Linked DNA regions of Mus musculus: region 2 is linked to region 1. The links are chromatin loops, found by intact Hi-C in ENCODE. Cell type or tissue: gastrocnemius. All regions are shown on one strand.

Region 1 (2,500 bases):
AGGGATACAGCAGGAGGTGCAGAGACACAAAGCCAGCATGTGCCATGCTGGGATAAGCATAAGGGGCAGAAGCTGGGGGCTGCAAGCCCAACCACACTCCCTTCACGCCCACCATGCCCTGGCCATGGCTCCACTGTGGACATTTCTTCAACTGTGACATAATTTTACTCTGTGAACCTACACTGGGGTCAGTATACAATCCACACCGCACTGACTGTTGGATGTCTGCAGCAGCATTCCAATGTCCACGTTTATTTTAATTAAGGGAAGGCTGAACATGGTGCCAGATGGTCCTCCACAGGGACAGACATCCCACGGTTAACCCTGCCCCGGGGGTGGGCAGGCGAGCAGGAGGGCAGCTTTGCACCAGTAGCTGCAAACATCCACCCTGGGGCCAACAGCACCATGGGCCCGCAGCTATCCATCCACCATGAGCCACCGAGTGAGCCCACTGGTGTCCTCTGCTGCACACAAGCAGTAGGACAGAAGAGTGCCAAGGCTGGCAGCAAGCCTCCCAGGCTTCTTTTCACAGGCTAAGCTGTTTCTCCGCCAGTCTGTAAATGGGCATCATCCTCTCTGGAATGGACAGGCTTCCCCTATCTGACAAAAGCTGGGCTAGATACTCAGGGCAGCCAGCCCACCACAGACGGGCACTTCTACGGCACTTCTGGAAGCAACGACTTTCACATTCTTTGCCTGAGGGGTGTCAGGAAGCCGAGGAGACTGCAGTATAAGGATGTTCACAGAGCTGTTAAAATTGCAAAGAGCTACAGAAGCCCCTCCCTAACTCCCAGGGGTCTGTCTTGGGTGAAGTCACTCTGATGGAATGTCCTGTCACACGGCTATTAAACATGATGTGGCTAAACAAGGTTTTAATGACATGGAAAAGATTATGGGAAATTGTTAATAAATCAGTTCCAAGACACTGAGGGGAAATGGTAATACCACTGGTCGTGCGCAGCTCTGGGGAGGTTGGGTGAGAATGTGCACAGAGCTGAACACTTAGGAAGTGCTGAGGTGTTTGCTGGTCTTAGTATAACCTGATTCCACAATCCTAGATACTAAAAATGCTTAGAAAAAAAACCACAAAGGATGAAAACTAAAAATGCCACCGTGACTCACTCTGGATGTGTGATCTTAATCATCTTGGGAGACCCTAACTACACCCAACGGACAGGCAAAGTGTGGACAAAGGCAGAGACCACTTGCTTGGCAGCTCGGTACCTAACTACCCTGCCTAGGCTTGGTAGGCAAGTTGCTCCGGCTTGCCTGTCCTTGACAATACTGCCCTCTGCTGGCCAGAATTAGCATCTCAGTGCCAAGGTGCTCTAACCAGGAGAGTCTTGGTACCAGAGAACATCAAGCCCAGAGAGGTGAGGTAACAGTCAAGATCAGACAGCACTAGGCTGAAGGCCTCCCGGGAGACAATCTCCTTTCAAAACTACCGCTGGGATGATAACCACCCCTTAGTTAGAGGCAGCTTTTCTACCAGGATCTACCTTCCACATCTCTTTAGCAATGACATTCCTGTTGTTTAATAGGAACCTGGTCACCTGGACAGATTTCAGGGGCCAGTCTGCACAGTGTGCTGTGGCCACGTGACTCGACTGGAAGCCTTCTGCCCTGAGCAGAAGTGACATGGGGATCCCCTCCCTCTTCCTCACTACACAAACTGAATGGTTTTCCTTCACGTGACATTCAGTGTCACCCCAGAGCCTCAGCCACAGAACCAAGAGATCATAGACGGGAACTTCTAGAACATATGCTAAAAACAACCAAAATGAAAAAAACACAAAAACCAAAATGAAAAAAAAAAACAAAAAACAAAAACCTTCCTTTTAAGTTTTACTCAAAATGCTCTGACTAAGCATTGGAAAGTCTAACACAGGACGTAACGGCCAGAGCTATGGAAGCCCTCTTGGACTATGAGGTAATCTTGATCAATAGAAACCTGAGAATAGACGAACTGAGGTCCCCAACGCTGTGGAGTAAGCTGCTGTCTCATTTGTGTCACTATGACCTCAGGGGCTTCTAATACTCTTAGCTTACCCTAATTCTAAGCTTACAGGTCAGGAAACTGAGGCCCTTCTAGACTAGAAACACCCCTTCCTCAGCTCCCCCACTTAACCAGAATGGTGAGTCTTCCTGCTAATGCTGGTTGCCTGTCAATTTCTCCCATCTGGTCCCTACCACATGGCCAGGACTTGGATGTAGCCGCTAAGGTCTGGGGACCTGGGAAACACTGGAATGGTGTTTCCCTAGCATGGTGCACACATGAGGCCCAGATACTGTATGACTTGGCATGATGGATCCCCTTCATCCCAGCACTTGGTTGACAGAAGCAGGAGGACTAGATGTTAAGTTACCCTTGGCTACACAGCAACTGTGGGGCCACCTTGGGTTGTGTGAGACCCCAAGTCTTCACAAGGCTTCATTCGCAGTTCAAGGCTGGCATCTGCTCTGATCCATGGAAGCCAGTGCTCCACTGGATGGTACCCAT
Region 2 (2,500 bases), 430 kb before region 1:
GCTGTCTTCAGACACACCAGAAGAGGGTGTCAGATCTCACTACAGATGGTTGTGAGCCACCATGTGGGTGCTGGGAATTGAACTCAGGACCGTTGGAAGAGCAGTCAGTGCTCTTAACCTCTGAGCCATCTCTCCAGCCCTGATTATTATTACTCTTATTAATTATTTTGAGACAGTCTGGCCTAGAACTTGCAATCCTCTGGCCGCAGTCTGCGGGTGTTGGCATTGCAGGCGTGCACCACCCCAGCCTGCACTGCAGAGCCTTGCAGAGCCTTGCAGAGCCAAGTGTTTGTTTATGTGTCTTGGGGTTCTTCATGGTTTGCGTTCATGGCCTCCATTTCCTTTTGAGGTTCATGGCTTAGAACAGGACTGTTTCCCCCCAAACAAGGAACGTGCGCCCTTCCTCCTCAGCCGATTGCTCGCATCGGGAACGACCCGCTCCTCGCCCTGTCTGGCTCTGCCTTCCATGGGTATTTACACAAACCCTCCTGACTCTGAGCTGAGTGCAAAAAGAGAAAAACAGCCACAGGTCTCCTGGGACATTGGAGGCTCTTGGAGCAGGGGGAGGGGACCCATAGAGGTCACCAGGTTCAAGAACAGAAAATGTCCTGTGTGACAACTACCACTCCGTCCGTGACCAGGGGAGACACATGTAATCAACCATGGAACTTTTGGCTGTTGAGCCTGAACACTACCCTAGACATTCCTTCAAACGGGTCTCTGGTAGGTTCTTCTTATGGGTTACCTCTGGTCCAGGCAAACATCTTACTGCACAGATGGGGAGAGCGGAACTCAGAAGGCAAAAGTGGCCATCACTTAAGATCATCTCGGCAGAGGGGACCAATCCCGGATGCCCAAGTCCAGCCTGCTGCTGTCTGTCCTAACCCACCCTTTTCCCACAAAGCTCAGGATGTCCTCAGATCAGGAACTCCAGGCTGTATTGTCTTAGACTTCTGCATACAGATGGCCAGTTATTGGAGGGTGGTTCCTGCCAGGACTCACCACTGCTGAGGGGGGGGGGGGGAGTACAATGGGACACCACCTGAACAGGCCTGCAAAGGCATGTGCAGAGGGCGGCAAGAATGACATTTAGTGCACTCACATTATTCTCATGGGGAAATGGACTTCAAATGCTTGCTCTGAGCTGGCAACACACATCTCTGCATTATCTGTAACCCTAGGAACAAGCTGCCTTAGGTGAACTGTTTATTCGGCCACAGTGCATGCAGTTCTAAGATTGACCACTAGATGGCGACACAGACAGCCATAAGGGACTTGAAGCTGCAAAAAACATTACCTCTCTTGAGATCAAGGCAGGCTCTAGTGTACATAGCTTTCTATTTAAAGCAATAACATAAATATTTGCGTGGATACCAATTATGTGTGCTTGCATATCAATTTAAGCAAAGGTTTCCTCAAGAGATACACTGAAAGGCACCTGCCCCCTTTTGCTTCAAGTGTCCTCCTGTGGCCACCTTCTTGTTGGTCTTACTTCCCTCTATACCAGGGCATTCTGTTCCTGAGGCTCCTACCATGACAGCTTTCCCTGTCCTTTAGCCATTAGCCAACCTCTGGAGTTCAGATCCCCTGTGTGGCTAAGGCCTCCGGCCTCTGTAAAGGACACTGGATTAGAAAAGCTTTGGGGGTAGCCCAGCTCCCACTTAGAGGGTGGGTTGTAGGAAGGACTGGGCATGGGCCAATCCAGGGCCAGAGGCTGCTGGGCTGCCACGCACAGTGAAATTCTGGACAGCTTCTATAAGCTCAGGTCTCAGCTGGAAGATGGGGCCCCCACCTCCACCTGCAGGGTCAGAGCTTAAAACTCACCACTCACCTAATCCCGGAGCTTCTGGTCCTCATAGCTTCTGTTTCCATTTTATTTTATTTTATTTTTGAAAGTTCTGGGGGTTAAACTCAGGGCCTTGCATCCTACCATTGAGTCACGGCCTTGGGTTCCTCTCCTTTCCTTTCCTTTCCTTTCCTTTCCTTTCCTTTCCTTTCCTTTCCTCTCCTCTCCTCTCCTCTCCCTCCCCTTTTCTTTTTCTTTTTTGAGACAAGGTAGTCCCTACATCATGCAAGCTGTCCTTGAACTCAACTCTAGTCCAGGCAGAAAGGCCGTGAACTTGTGATTCTCCTGCTCCGGCTTCTTGTGGTGCTAAGATTTTTGGTCTCTGTCACCAGCCTATCTTTACGCCACCTACTCCTGATTTTTGGTCAAGAACTCACTAGCACTCACTGCTTTATTTGCTCTCATGTGTATCTACGTGTTCTTACGTGGGGTTATGTGCACCACGTTTATATACGTGTCCATGAAGGCCAGAAGACCGCATCAGATCCCCTAGAGCTGGAGTTATGGGTGGTTTCAGGCCACCGTATGGCTGCTGGGAACCTGAGCCTTGTCCTCCGACATAGTTTAACTGCTGCCAGACTATGCTGGCTAGAGTTTTGTCAACTGGACATAGCTAGAGTCATTTGGGAAAAAGGAATTTCAAATGAGAAAACA

The links. A loop is a pair of places that touch in the nucleus more often than their neighbours do. Peaks named below come from ENCODE experiments on the same cell type or tissue, not always from the same donor. Only the 100,000 strongest peaks of a DNase experiment are listed, where the experiment ranks them.
Region 2: a loop joins it to region 1, with 2.4 times the contacts of the local background. A loop is called at or near these places in 20 of 42 quality-filtered maps.

The regions. Positions count from the first base shown.
Region 1 is chr4:47,036,212-47,038,711 of GRCm38, forward strand. The region is part of intron 8 of Anks6 (ankyrin repeat and sterile alpha motif domain containing 6); the gene reads right to left. Among named protein-coding and RNA genes, the nearest start is that of Anks6, 20 kb to the right of the region's middle. In gastrocnemius, a CTCF peak has its summit at 1,305 (motif pointing left); DNase peaks (open chromatin) are centred at 457 and 1,293; H3K27ac peaks cover 316 bases.
Region 2 is chr4:46,610,170-46,612,669 of GRCm38, forward strand. The region is part of intron 9 of Tbc1d2 (TBC1 domain family, member 2); the gene reads right to left. Among named protein-coding and RNA genes, the nearest start is that of Gm31850, 4.6 kb to the left of the region's middle. In gastrocnemius, no CTCF peak of the experiment used is centred here; a DNase peak (open chromatin) is centred at 1,240.